Linked DNA regions of Homo sapiens: region 2 is linked to region 1. Evidence: chromatin contacts called from ENCODE Hi-C or POLR2A ChIA-PET data. All regions are on one chromosome and are shown on one strand. The core of a region is the stretch at or near the end of the contact, and the rest is flanking DNA. Distances in the headings are between cores, read along the strand shown.

The links. A loop is a pair of places that touch in the nucleus more often than their neighbours do. ChIA-PET counts read pairs that join two places held with the same protein, here RNA polymerase II (POLR2A). Pooled maps may share reads with other maps.
Region 2: a loop to region 1 is called in a map with no recorded cell type, with 5 times the contacts of the local background. The contact joins two enhancer-like sites. A Hi-C loop is called at or near these places in 6 of 37 single-sample maps with no recorded cell type and 7 of 50 pooled maps. POLR2A ChIA-PET finds 5 or more read pairs at or near these places in 2 of 52 experiments (H1 and OCI-LY7).

What each region holds. Positions count from the first base shown.
Region 1 is chr2:237,665,311-237,672,908 of GRCh38, reverse strand. The region is part of intron 1 of LRRFIP1 (LRR binding FLII interacting protein 1); the gene reads right to left. Among named protein-coding and RNA genes, the nearest start is that of LRRFIP1, 42 kb to the right of the region's middle. Within about 2 kb of position 3,173, at least 19 of the 41 ENCODE cell types and tissues checked have a DNase peak (open chromatin) inside an H3K27ac peak, as active enhancers do.
Region 2 is chr2:237,895,444-237,903,041 of GRCh38, reverse strand. All of the region lies in intron 2 of RAMP1 (receptor activity modifying protein 1), which reads right to left. Among named protein-coding and RNA genes, the nearest start is that of RAMP1, 40 kb to the right of the region's middle. RefSeq lists enhancers at 3,880-3,989, 4,070-4,119, 7,171-7,598, 4,087-7,598. Within about 2 kb of position 4,326, at least 29 of the 41 ENCODE cell types and tissues checked have a DNase peak (open chromatin) inside an H3K27ac peak, as active enhancers do.

The DNA.
Region 1 (7,598 bases), core at 1,924-4,423:
TCAGTATTTTGTGGCTTAGCTATAGCAATACCTGGAAACACAGATGACTCAAATTGAGAGGTTATGTTCAGAGCTTCAATATCAGGGACATAGTTAAAAGGATATATCATCCACATTTGGATACTGTAAAGTCTTATTTCAAAATATGATAAAGTAGATATTCTCTTAGAAGAATCAGAAGGAAACCAAATTTAAAACACACCAACAGCGGGTGCCAGGGTGAAATCCTGGCAAGGACAAATATTGAAAAAATGGTTCAATATTTTTTCAGGAACAAGATAAACTTTGTGTTGAGGAGTACAGAAAATTCCCTGCTTTCTTTCCATTTTGACAGAGCCATCTGATCATAATGGAAAACTAATAGTTTTAAGATCTTTTATTTTTCAAATATTAAATTTTCATTGAACACAAAACTCTGACTCTCTTGCAAAAGAACTACATTTCTCACCTTGATTTTAAGAGATTCCTATTGCCAGTAGATAGCTATATACTGTCTACTATTTTTTAAAAAGCCACTAAGAAAACAAGAAGCTGGGGCATCGATCCTCACTCTCTAAAGTGATTGTAGAGCTAGCTTGCTGTGTGCGCTCAAGGAATTCTAGAAACCATGAGAAGGAACTGAAGGAAGGTGACCCAGCAAGGCAGGTTCTGCTGTGGTTTAAGCCAGTTAGCTTTTTTACTTTTCTGGATACAGGTGCTTGGTACAGGCCAATATTGTATATGATGCAATATTATATATTTTAAAGGATCTAGACAGAAAGGAAAAAAAACATTTTTTTCAGAGACAAATGCTATGTTAAACTACTTCTGCCTAAGTAATTGTCTGCTGAAAAGAACTATTTACTGAAACACTGAATTTGAAAAGAATGATACTGTATCAAGTCATATAATTTCGTTAAAGAAGCAGAAGTGGAAATAAGGAAAAGAAACCCTCAACCCGGTGAACAGTGAAAAAGCATTAAGAAAAGATGTTGCCAGACGGGTTAGTTACAGCAGTTAAATGTGATTTACTTAGAGAGGGCATCTAGTATGTTTCAAAAGGAATACACAGACACACACATGCATGCAGGCACACACACACATGTGCACACACACATGCAGGCACACACACACCTGCACACACACAGGCATGCACACGTGTGTGCACACAGACACATAAAGCAGTGCTGAGTAGGCTGAGGAGCTGTCTATGAGTGGTGGCCCTGTCCCTGGCCAGCTTCTCCTGAAGGGACACAGACACGGGGAGCAGGGGTGATGAGCTGCCCACTGCAGGGTGAGAGCTCCTGAGCCACTCCTTGCTGCCCCGGCTTCCGTCCCCTTACCTGTCTTCCTTGTCCCTGTGACCCCAGCTCATCCTACCACAGTTCCCTTTAGTTGCTGGAAGACAAAAGGCTCACATGACATGAAATGTATTGTTACAATAGGTTTATCTCTGATTTAAACGTCTCCAACTTTAAAGTACCCAACCTATAAGCCAGTAAGAGAGCATCTATTCTGTGCCTTCCTGGGTTTCTGATGTGTGACAAGCAAATTAGCATTTGTGGGATCACGGATGTGCTCCGATTTGTTTTCTTAAGTGGAGTTGAAGTGTTTCAGAGCCTTAGCTGGTTTGAAGGCCTCTGGCTCTCAGATCTGTATGGCTGTGGCAGCTTATAACCACTATGGACACTTGTAGGATATGTGTGTAGTGCAGGTTATCACACGAGGGACACAAGTCCATGGGTCACTGCTTGGAAAGGGAACTTCTGGGATCATCAACGGTAATGGTCATTCGAAGCTGAAGGGGTTCCCTTGTTCAAAATCTCTGGACTCTTCATATGCAACAGGCCAGTTCTCCCCAGGGAGAACATAGCGCTCTTCAGATGAAATGCGAGGGATGGAATGGAACTTTCAAAGTAGGGGCTTGGGCTGCCCCACACAGCTGTTAGTGCCAGCAGCCTCTGTCATCTTCACGACCTCCGTGGGACTCCCAGGGAAAATATTTCTAAGTGAGGAGGAGGAGAGGGAGGAGGAGACCCTGCCGCTGAGGATGTTCCAGACGTTCGGAAAATGCCTGGCACGCTTCCATGTGCTTGCTTCTCGTAACGGCCCCACGGGGAGGAACAATCATGCTTTCTAGCTTAGACGCAGAAACTGAGGCAGGCAGGGGACGCAGCCTGCAGAGGTCCCATAGTCCTGAGCCACACAGCCAGAGCTGGGCCCAGGCAGGCAGGACCTGCCATCTGGGAGCGCTGTGACAGACATTCCTTAGACTGCCACCGAGTGCTGGCCCTGCAGGCGCTGTGTTGGGCACTTTCTATGTCTTAGTGCAGGTAAGTCTCAACAGCCTTGCAAAGTCTGTATTATCATCTGCACAGCACCAATGTGGAAACTGAGGCTCGGTGAGGCACGTACTGTAGTTGACACAGCTTCAATTCAGCTCAGCAGACCTCTGGCTCAGCATGATGGGCTGTCGGTGTTGCTGGCTCTGTCCTACCCCACCCCTGGCTTTCACAGAACAAATAAACATTTTCCCCTCCATCTTAAAATCACAGCCAGGAAGGGGCCTCCTAGTACATCTGGCCTAGGGCCGCTGCTCCCCAGCAGACCAATGTCATTATCTCAGGCTTGACCAGTGACCTGCCCAAGGCCACACAGCCAAGGGACACACCGAGGTGTCGGGGCACTGACGTCCCGGTGCAGGACGACCTCCTGTTGATCGACACTGCTTTCTGCCCTGCCAGCTGTGTTCTCATGACAGCAGATAGCTTTATTTGGGACATTTCAGACGTTTTCCTCTCTGCAAAATATCCAGTTGACAAATCATCATGAGAATATGCATTACGTTTTCCTTTCTAAAATTAGAACTATCTCCCACCATTTGTCAAATGCCCAAGAACACAGGAAAACTGACTCTTCCCAGCTGGTTTTCATTAGATGATATGGTGTCTAATATTCAAATCTGTCCAAAGACGGCCCCAATCTTTTGCCAGAAGTTGACTCAAGCTGATTCTCCCAAAAGCAACGTGCGAGGCTCTATGCCACGTGCACACATCCCACATTTGGGCGGAAATGGAGACCGGTCAGGCTTCTGCTACTCAGCCACTGTTTCCTAGGAATGAGCTCATGGAACAGCCGGTCCATGTTTAATGACACCGTTATTTTTACAGGGAGGAGTGTGGTTAAGCATTTACCCGGGGTGGAGGCATCACTGTGGTTCTGCTGAACTCCAGCTTTTAGCACTCACTCCTCTGCTCAACAAACCGTGACGGCCTCAACATCATACAAGAGAAAGCCCGGCAGGAAACTCCGTTTAGGGTTATCAAGCACCTGGTCAGGCATATTTCTTTAAAGACATGAGGAAGATATTCAGTTCCTAATCTAAACTGAAAAAAAATATTTGCAACAACTATGAAAAAGGTTAATAAGCAATCCACAAATCAGCAAGAAAATATCAACACTCACTCTAAGACACGTTTTGACGATTTGAAAAAGAACTTGAGATACCTAAGAATCAGTTAGCTGCCAGTTTTTAGCTGTCAAATTTACAAAGCTGAGATAATCACAGTACTTAATCCTGTGATGAACAAGACACTCTCAGACAACACAAATGCAAGTGTAAACTGATACACCCTTTCAGGAAAGCAAAGCTCCAGGTCCTTAACCGTGTTTGTAGGTTTGGGGTTTAAATTGCACTTCTAATATTCTAATTTAAGGAAATAATTTGAAGTAGAAAAACCTCACTCTTAAAGATGTTCACTGCAATGCTATTCACCGCAGTAAACAAACACAAAAGCCTCAGTGTCCAGCAATACGGAAGTGAGGACGTGATGGTGCATCCTCAAAGCCATATTTTGTGGCCATTAAAACATTTTTACAGAGCATTTGATACAAGAGTTACGCTTATTTCTTTCCTTAAAAAAAGGAGATTTTAAAAATGCGCTATTTAGAGACACATAATTGAGACTATGTTAAAAAAAAGTCACAGATAAAAGAATGGAGAAAAATAAACAAAATGTTAACAGGTATTGTGCTTGGTCAAGTATGAGGCATAATTTTTATTTTCTACTATTGCCTGAATTTTCCTTATTATTTTTCTATAATAAACATGTATTACGTTTAATATAATAAATATTTTCTTTCAGCAACAATTACCCTTGTTGCTGATTTCTTCATTTATTCAACAGAAAGACTTCTTGTAAGCTAAACCTCAGGAAAAATGCTGTGAGGATAATAAGCAGCTAGTGTGAATGTTCCTACCCCAGCCGAGGAAGTCAGGGAGGGCTTCCTGGAGGAGGGGGAACTGAGGCTGGAAGGATGGAAAATGATGGGAAACGCTCTTCAGTAGCTCGGTACAACTGGAGTGTAAGACCCCCATGGGAGAGAGGCAGGAAGGAGGGGGCTAAGAGGCCCCTGGTGCCATCATATGGCTTTAAAATGTATCCCGGAAGCTATGGGAGTCATTAAGGATGGTAAGGCGGGGAACCATAGCATGAGGGTTGTGTTTTCTTTCTCCTTTTGTGAAGATGGTAAGGCAGACTTTATTTCAGGGGGCCATGATGACAGGCACAGGGACAGCTGTGACGGGGCCTTGTCCTGGGGAGAGAGGCTGCTGTTTTCAATCCCAAGGCTGGCATGTCCTAGGATCACTAGGACACCAAGATGAAGATGCAGGTGTGGTGGGGCCAATCTTGGAAGCAGATGGACTGGGAGGCTGCCGAGGTCACTATGTGAGGGGAGGGGCCTCAGCCAGCTTCACGATTTCACCGAGGAGGGGAGGGGAACAAGCTCGGGGGAGCCCCGGCTCAGGCAGCTCTGAGGTGGGGGGATGAGAAATGCAGGAGGAGCAGCTGCTGGCAGGGTGATGAAGAGTGTTGGGGAAAGGGGGGTGTCAAGTTGTCAGGTGGAGTTCAAAAGAAGGGTCTGGGCAGGACATGAGGGCATCCAGGGGTTGTAAAGCCAAATGTGGCTGCAGCTGCTAAAGGGTGTACTGTAAATTGGCATAGGAGAAAGGCGCAAACCTCATGAAAACAAGCAGAGAAGCCCAGGAACCCGGGAGAGGCTGACGGAGCCTGAGTGAATGGTGTTAGGGAAGCTACAGGGCTCGGGGGCTGGGCCAGTCCTGTGCCGGGAACACAACTGCCACTCCACCCTGGTTAGGCCATTTCACGTCAGGATCCCAAATGAATACTATGAAAGCCACACACAGGGAACGGTCAATGAATGAACAAACGTGTGCTCCATGCTTTGACACTGTTGGTGGGAGTGTAAATTAGTTCAACCATTGTGGAAGACAGTGTGGGGATTCCTCAGGGATCTAGAACCAGAAATACCGTTTGACCCACCAATCCCATTACTGGGTATATACCCAAAGGATTATAAATCATTCTACTGTAAAGACATGTGCACACGTATGTTTACTGCAGCACTATTTACAATAGCAAAGACTTGGAATCAACCCAAATGCCCATCAATGATAGACTGGATAAAGAAAATGTGGCACATAGACACCATGGAATACTATGCAACCATAAAAAAGAATGAGTTAATGTCCTTTGCAGGGACATGGATGAAGCCGGAAGCCACAATTCTCAGCAAACTAACACACGAACAGAAAACCAACATGTTCTCTGAGTGAATGGTGAACAGAACACCACATGTTCTCACTCATAAGTGGGAGGTGAACAGTGAAAGCACATGGTCACAGGGAGGGGAACAACACTTACCAGGGCCTGTCAGGAGGTCAGGGGGAAGGGAAGGGAGAGCATTAGGACAAATACCTAAAGCATGCGGGGCTGAAAATCTAGATGATGGGTTGACAGGTGCAGCAAACCACCGTGGCACGTGTAGACCTATGTAACAAACCTGCATGTTCTTCACACCTATCCCAGAACTTAAAGTGAAAAAAAAAACAACTAGAAACAAGCTATCTGTGAAAATGCTTTGTGATATGGATTTAACAAGAAAGAAAGAAAGAAAGAAAAAGAAAGAAAGAAAGAAAGAAAGAAAGAAAGCAGGAAGGCAGGGAGGGAAAAAAGAAAGGAACAGAGCGAGAGAAAGAGAAGAAAGAAAGAAAGAAAGAAAAAAGAAGGCAGGAAGGCAGGGAGGGAAAGAAAGAAAGAGAAAGAAAGAGAAAGAGAAAGAAAGAGACAGAGAGAAAGAGAGAAAGAAAGAGAAAGAATGAAAGAACGAAAGAACAAAAGAAAGAAAGCGCACTCCACTCTATGACGTCAAGGACATGTCTCTTCACTCCGTGTGGCTTCTGCAGTACCAGCAGGGTTTGCTTCACTCCTCTTGCCTGCAACCCGTCACCACCGAGACCTCTCAGGGCCTCCCTGTCTCCAGGAAGAGATGAAAATCCCCACACCCAAGAAGAGGAGCAAGAAGAATAACATACCAAAGACATGTTGGCTTGTTGGTACCTCTGGGAAGCAACTCATTCTTAGGTGAAGAGTGGATTCCAACCCTGACTCTAATTAAAACCTTTGAGAAAAATTGGGATCCCTGTGTTTCACAGTTATAGATTACTTCAGTTATACATGTTTTGTTCAAAATCACAGGCTCATAAATCATCAAAGACTGCTGATCATTTTAAAAGAAACCTAAAAAGAATTTAAAAGAAACCAAAAACCAAGAATATCTTGCATTGCTGCACAGGACTGCCAATGCGCCCATTTACAGACAACTGAGGTGCTCGATTTGGGGGATGGAGCCCGACTCAAGAGCTTTCCATGTGCCAGGCACTGTGCCGAGTGCTGTGTGCCAGTTCTCTTATTAATTCTTAAAACAAGCCCACGTATTAGACCCATTTTTCCAAGGAAGGCACAGAAAGGCCAAATAACCTGCTTGAGGTCATGTGGACAATCGGTGGTGCAGCCAGGGTGGGGCCGTCCATGCCAGAGTCCATGCTTGTGAACAGGACCGAGGGGGACGCCCCTGGGGAAGGCCGTGAGCTCCTGGGTGCTTTGAGCCAAAGGCACACAGGTTAAGGGATCACTGAAGCCAGACTGCAGTTGCCATGGAAACAGCATTTACTATTCAAAGACCTTCAGAGGTGTTCTTGCAAATCAAGACAGCAAGAAAGAATCCTTCCACAAACGACCCCAGTGTTGACTGCAGCTTGAGGGTCTTCAGAACAGTAAGGGATGCCCATGTTTGCTGCAGGGAGGTGGCACTGTCTACCCAGACTGCAGAAGTTTCAAATTCAAAAACAGCCAACTCAGCCATGCTGAAAAAAATGTTAACACACTCTCCCTACATAAACACAATATCGCTTTCACATAGTGTCCGGTTTTCATATTAATAACATTTTATAAAGAACATAAATTCATTTTATTTTTGTAGTTGTTTTTGGCAGTTTCATAGCATGAAATAAGTTACTCAGAATAAAACCCCAATTTTAAATATTTTGCTGATAATAAAAAGGCATCAAATTAAGATGTGTTGGCTTGTTGGTATCTCTGGAAACCATCTCATTCTTACGTGAAGAGTGGATTCCAACCCTGACTTTCTAATTAAAACCTTTGAGAAAAATTGAGATACCTGTTTCACAGATTATAGATTACTTCAATTATACATGTTTTGTTCAAAATCACAGGCTCAGAAATTAACATTATTTC
Region 2 (7,598 bases), core at 3,077-5,576, 230 kb before region 1:
CTGCTAAATAAATAAATAAAGTTTTGAAAAGCAGCAGCAGGTTAGACCAGGTGCCATAAACAGCCTGGATTGGGGTAAAATGGTCCACATGGGAGGGGGACACAGCAGAATGTCACAGGAGTGATCCCCACCAGAATGGTAATAACACGAAGGACTTTTCTCTCAACTTTTTTGGGTTTTCTACCTTGAGCATACATACTTTTTATAATTATATTTAACAGCTCATTTTAGCAGGAAGGCTCACAGGAAACTAGATGTTGGCGTCACTGCATCTGCAGCCACCGTGCCTGGTGTCTGGGGCAGCCTGGGTCTTCCCACCAGAGGGCTCTGATGTGCAGGCAGGGCTGGGACCCTCTGGTGACAGCGGCTCATGGGGGAGGCGTGCAGGGCAGACAGGGAGCGGGGACGGGGCGTTGGGCCTCTCCAGTCTCAGTGGCCTCCTGCGTGGAACTGGGGGCCCCGCGGGACCCAACTCTGAGGCAGGAAGGGGCTCTGTGGAAGGGTGAGTGGGGGTGCGGGGTGGGCCCTGGGGGCAGGACCCCACTTTCCTCCTCGCTGTGTTCCCCCCACCCCCTCTGCGGAGACCTCTGCGTCCTCCTGGTCCTCCTGTTCCCTCCTCCATCTCCCTGTCCTTCTGGCCCCTCCTCTTCCTCCTGATCCCTCTCTCCTCCTGGCCTCTCCCTCCTCCTCCCAGCCCCTCCTCCACCCCCTGATCCCTCCCTCCTCCTCCCAGCCCCTCCTCCTCCTCCCGATCCCTCCTTACCCCTCCCTCTTCCACCTCGCCCTTGCTCCAGGCCCCCACCTCATCCTCACTCCAGCCTTGCTCCGGGTGGCAGTGGGGCATCCTCACTCACTGAAGACCCCGGGCCCTTACCAGCCCCCGGAGGAGAGGCATCCCCCGCGAAGTGCTCCTTCTCTCTCGGCCTTGGGCTGCACCTGAGAGTTCCCCATTCTCCCTCCTCCACCTGAAGCCTGGGCTGTTCACTTCTGGCTGTGAACACATGTGACTCAGGGCCCCCATGCCATGCCTATCCCCTGAGTTATCATGGCTCCCCTTTCCCTCAAGGGTGCCCTCCCCTCCTGAGGCCCCATCACTGTGCCCAGGATGGGGCAGAAGTGACTCGTCCTGGTGGATGGGTTATTACAACTTACATACCAGCTTCCACTTTTCTGTAGTGAGTATGTGGGGGCTTGGCATCTATCTACCCCTTCTTCTGCCTCCCCCAGTTTAGTCAGGGGCAGCCATCAAACCCCTCCACCGCCCTCCACTCTGCATGCTGGGCTTAGCTACCACGGGCTCTCCAGGCCACATCCCACACCCTGGCCGCTGCCCAAGCCCACCGTCCACACCTTCCCACCCCTGCTTCACGCCTTCAGTGCTCACCATTACACCTGTCCCAGATTCAGAAGCTTCTGTGTGGGTCACTCAACTGGGTCCCCTCCCTCCTGCTGGCCACATTCTAGCCACAGTGGCCAGTGTTCTGCCTCAGGACCTTTGCACATGCTGTTCCTTTTAACTGGAAAGCTCTTAGCCTCATCTTCACAAGGCCACCCTATGCTCGCCCTTCGCTTAAATGTCACGTCCTCAAAGAGGCCTTTTCTGGATGCTTCAATCATATTTGGCTTCCCCAGCAAAGTGGGGTTTTCCTTCATAGATGGGTGTTACTTTGTGGCTGTCCATGAACTCATGTGATTATTCACCCACTGTTGGTCTCAACAACCAGACTGCAGACACCACCGGGGCAGGGAGGGTAAGAGCAAAAATCCCCCTTACTCTGGTCACAGTGGCCACCTCCAAGGCAAAGTGAAACAAAGCCTGAAGGAAGACAGCGAGAGAGGGATGTACCCAGGAGACGCAGACAGAAGGTGAGCAGGGGTGTGGGCTTCCCAGCAGACCTGGCCCAGGCCGGTGAGAAGGGCCATCAGTGGGGCTGATGGGGATGCTCCACCCAGGACAGCTGGCACTGCGCCACAGCGTACAGACAGCCCGCAGCTGCCAGGAACGCAAGACACGTGGGAGACTTAAACACACCTCCCAAGGCTAGGTAGATAAACAGTAGCATAAAGTGATTATGAAAAATAATGTTAATAAACCGATGCAGTGACTGTCTGATAAAGGTTCTATTCTACAGAGACTCAGCCGGCTTTTCAAAGGCCCCTGGGTCTGTGTTAGGCGGCAAAAAGAGACTCATCAAATCCCCAGAGTATAAATCATAAGTCAATATTCTCAGGCTACAATACTGAAAACTAAAAATTAGTTTTAAAAAAAGGATAAATTTAAAAAAATGGAATTCCTAGAAATGAAAGATCATTTATATAATTTCGAAGTCACAGGAGAATTTAAAAATTCAATTACAAAATATTAAGAGAACAAGATCGGCAATACTATATGTACAAATGAATGGAATGGGGCAAAAGTGAATTCTGAGAAAAATTAATAGTTATAAATTATTTTATTAAACAAAAATAAATGAAAATAAACAAAATAAGTATCCAAAGCAAGATATTTTTTAAAAAGAACAAAATAAATCTCTCCAAATGGCACATAATTTGTCCATCAATAATTATTAGAAGCAATATAGGCCAGGTGCGGTGGCTCACGCCTGTAATACCACCACTTTGGGAGGCCGAGGTGGGCAGATCACTTGAGCTCAGGAGTTCAAGACCAGCCGGGGCAGCATGGCGAAACCCCATCTCTGCTGAAAATATCAAAATTAGCCAGGCATGGTGGCACACACCTGTAGTCCCAGTTAACTTGAGTGGCTGAGGCACGAGAATGCCGTGAACCCAGGAGGCAGAGGTTGCAGTGAGTCGAGATCGTGCCACTGCACTCCAGCCTGGGCGACAGAGCCAGACACTGTCCTAAACAAACAAACAAATAAACAAAAAACAAAAAACAGAAAAGAAAAAGAAGAAGTATAAGAGATTAATACGTAAAAAAGGTTTGTTAAAAATTGGAAAATCCTCAGTGAATTGGGATACTTTTTGGTTAAATTATAAACTATCAAATATCGACTTAAAAAGGAGGAATTCCAAGAAGAAAAATGGCAAATGTTATTAAAGAATTGCTGTTTCAAAAGGCACTAGATCCCAGGCAGTTCTTTCAAATTCTTTTTTTTTCTTTTTAATTGAGACAGGTTCTCACTATGTTGCTCAGGCTGGTCTCAAACTCCTGGGCTCAAGCGATCCTCCCACCTCGGCCTTCCAAAGTGCTGGGATTACAGGTGTGGGAGGCGTGAGCCACTGCAAATTCTTAAAGTGAAAGAAAAAGATGTGCAGCTTCCCAGTTCATTTAAAAAAGTTAACAAACCCTGATCCCAAGCCTCTTGAGATGGCATGACATGCGTCTCAACGCATGCGCACACGGACGGAACAGATGCCCTTCGCTTCCACCTATAAATAGACACTCAAGTCCCCTACCCAATGCTAACAAACTTCATCTAGCCACATAGCATATTTTATTTAAAGGAGGGCTAATTTCAGGAATGCTTTAAACCTGTTACTACAAAATCACACTTTAATACACCATGGGAAAAAAATGTACCGTCATTTTAATACGCATTGAGAAGGCATTTGAGAAAACTCAATATTCTTTTCTGATTTTAAAAAAGCCACAACCTTGAAAACACAGAAAGAAGCTATTTTCTTCATGTGATAAAAATCTCTCTCTCGGCCAGGTGCAGTGGCTCACGCCTGTAATCTCAGCACTTTGGGAGGCCGAGGCGGGCGGGTCACCTGAGGTCAGGAGTTCGCGACCAGCCTGGGCAACACGGTGAAACCCCATCTCTACTAAAATACAAAAAATTAGCTGGGTGTGGCAGCGTGTGCCTGTAGTCCCAGCTACTCAGGAGGCTGAGGCAGGAGAATTGCTTGAACCCGGGAGGCGGAGGTTGCAGCGAGCGGAGATCATGCCACTGCACTCCAGCATGGGTGACAGAGTGTGACCCAGTCTCAAAGAAAAAAAAAAAATCACTGTCTCAAACCAATAGCATGCACCCCATTTAGGACTGGAACACAGTGGCATTTTCGTGGCAGCCAGCAACAGGCTTATTTCGCATTTAGGCAGCCAGGGCTGGCTTCTCCCTTGTGGTTTCTGCCTTTGGTGTCAGGGCTCACACCCAGGATTCTGTGAATAGCGGGACCTTTCCAAAGCAGGGAGGGGCTGGCCACTTACTGCGCCACTTCCTCTGTTGACAGAGAGCCACGCTGTGGCCTGGCCTGGCGTGCGTCAGGTGTGGAGCAAGCACAGGGCCAGCTTGTCTTTAAGAGGCCTCAGCCCGGGCCCTGGGGATGTGAAAGCCCACGCAGTGTAGCTTCCCACCTACGTCTGCGTGTGTGAGCTCGGGAGCCTGGCTTCCTGTCTCACTTCTGCCCAGCACTGCTGGAGGCAGCAGAGAACTGGGCACCTTTTGTTTTTCTTGACACTGGGGAAATGTATAAGGAAGTCTTGTTAACTGTTTGATGAAAAGCACTTCAGCACACTGTGCTGGCCTGGGAAATGTGTGCTGGGCCAGCAGGCTCTGAGCCAGCTGTGCACACCTGGAACTCCTACGGGTGAGTGGCTGCTCCCATCCCCCTGGGACTGGCAGCACGCGTGAGGGAAAGACGGATATTGTACTATCAAACCCTTCCTAAATCAGGCTGGTCAGAGAGTACAATCAAACTAGGGAAAAGGCCAAGCATTAGAAGTCCTATGTACCTGTGCCAGCCCAGGGATGCCTACACATTTGACCTACTGCATTGCTGAGACAGGAATGCTTTGAAATAAGTGTCATCACTGCATGCAAATGAATATGTTAAACAGGAATTTTCCCCAGGCTCTGACTATGGTTTATCTATTTAAGTTGTATTAACAGGGACTTCTGACATCTTAGCAAAGCCATTTTCCCAACAGCATAAGGGGAAATGCCAACTCCATCCCTTTCCAAAGAATTACAGCATCTGGCCAGGCACAGTGGTTCCCGCCTGCAATCCCAGCACTGTGGGAGGCTGAGGAGGGTGGATCACCTGAGGTCAGGAGTTTGAGACCAGCCTGGCCAACATGGTGAAACCCAGTCTCTACTAAAAATACAAAAATTAGCTGGGCGTGGTGGTGCACGCCTGTGGTCCCATCTACTCAGGAGGCTGAGGCAGGAGAATGGCTTGAACTCGGGAGGTGGAGGTTGCAGTGAGCTGAGGTTGCACCACTGCACTCCAGCCTGGGAGAAAGAGCGAGACCCCATCTCAAAAAACAAACAAACAAACAAAAAACAAAACCCCCCCCCAAAAAACCAAAACAAACAAAAAAAGAAGAATGACAGCATCCACGAGAGCATGTGTTTCTGAGGTTTCCACTAAGACACGTGGATCTGTAAACAAGAAGCCTCACCATAGGCTTCTTGCAAATACTTCGCCAAATCATGGAAGCCAATTCCATTCCACACCTTTGTTACCAGCTAAATATTGCACTTTACCACTGACTAGGTGCTTGCTGAACAAGGAGGACAAAGGCCTCTCTCTTGCAGGAAAAGGAACAACATGAATAACGCACCAAAGAAAGAATCTTGGGAGGGTTCAAGGAAACAGGAGGAAGACAGATGAAACGGGGCTCAGTGTTCTCGCTGCTGTGGAGGAGGCCACAATTCCTCCTGCAACACTCGCAGTGACTGTAGAGCATGCTGATGAAGCCGGAGAAAATGGCCAGCCCTCTCTGCACGTTGAGCAGGGAAGGCAGACACGGGACCACCTGTGGCCTTATTCTCACCTCCCCTCGCTCATGGCCTGTCTGGGCCTCAGGCTCTGTCCTGTCCCATGTCATCTGCTCTTTCAGTCTCCCTCTTTCCTGGCCTGAAGTGAAGCTGGTTCTCCCATTCCTGGGATGGAGGCTGAGGCCCAGGCGGGGCCCGTGGTTGCATGCGGGGCTCTGGGGTCCACCTGGACGGATGCACACCTCATGATAGCTGAGTGCCACACGGGAGCATCCGGTGAGCTGCAGGCATGTAAAAGAGGGACCCACTGAGGCTGGGGCAGGTGACCCCACCATCCCCACGGACAGCACATCACACCCCCAGGACATTTAAAGGCCTGGCCCCTCTGCTGTCCAAAAGTCTAAGAGGCTGGGTGCAGTGGCTCACGCCTGCAACCCCAGCACTTTGAGAGGCCAAAACAGGAGGATCGCTTGAGCCCAGGAGTTCCAGACCAGTCTGGGCAACACAGAGAGACTCCCCCATCTCTACACAAAGTTTAAAAGTTAGCCAGGAGTGGTGGTGTGTGCCTATAGTCCTGGCTACTTGGGAGGCTGAGTCAAGAGGGTTGCTTGAGTCCAGGAAGTCAAGTCTGCAGTGAGCTAAGATCATGCAACTGCATTCCAATCTAGGCGGCAGAGTGAGACCCTGCCTTAAAACAAAACAAAACAAAGTCTAAGAAAATACTAAGACCTGTTTCCCCGCGTGAGTGTGCTTCTCACATCACCCGAGGGCAGGTGTTCTTACCCCCTCCTTACAGAAAAGGGCGCTTGCTGAGGTGATGGGGAGGTCCCTGAGGCGGCAGTGCAGACTGGGGAACGGTCCAGGGGTCTGCCTGGGGGCTGCTTGGCCCTCCCTGGGCCTGGCTTCCTCTGCCTCCCTCCCCTTCTCCTGCTATGGTGGCCCCAGGCCGGGGAGGAATCTGGGCGCCTCTGCCCATGCTGGGAGAAGCGAGAGGTTTCTAAATCCATCCCTGGCTCCATGTGCAGCCAGGTCTGGCACCAGACACAGCCTGGGAGCTGCCAAGTCAGGCTCCCCACAGAGCAGCCACAGCAGGCGGGCGGACGGGCATAATACCTCCTCTGAGAACAGGCCTGGGCAGCGCCCTGGCTCCTGGGGCTGCCAAATGAAGTGCAGTTTTAAAATGCAGTGGGTGTCCCAGGCAAAGTCACAGACTGTCCTATGCTGGCTGCATCTGGGCCTGAGCAGGGGTTGCATTGCGTCCCAGGGTCCGAGGATCAGGGAATGCTGGGAGATCGCTGAGCTGTGCCCATTGTGGGCCGGGTGCTGAGGGCTCACTACAACCCCTGGGAGGTGTCCTGGCACCCCTGTGGGGACACCCAGGTCTAGCTGCCCAGCTGTGTGTGATGGGGCTGAGACCACACTCAGGCCTGTCCAGGCCCCAGGGTTCCCACCTCACGGGGACATGGGTGTGACATGTGTCCGAGTCTCAGGATTAAGCATGACAGCCGGCAAGCTATATTTGGATGCTAACACCCTGGGGGCATTGTCCTTGTGAAGCAACGCTGGCCTGGAGGCTGGACGGGCTCTGCCTTCCTATCCACCCCTGGTCTCAGCCCCAGCCAGCCGGCCCAAAGCATACTCACCCTCTCTGTACAAGAAACTCTCCCCCGATGCCACTAGACTCTTCAGGGACCCCTGCCGGGCTTCACGAGCCTTCAGCGACCCATCCTGCCCACCCACGGGGCGCCCTGCACCATGCTGGTCCCTGTTCGGGCATCCCACCAACTGGCCGCCTCCATCGGGGTAGCAGCCTTGCCACCCCTGCCCTCCTGCCACAATCTCACCTCGTTTGGAGCTCAGGGCAACACTGAGTGTGGGGAAAGGCCAGGCCAGGAAACATCCCAACGTGGG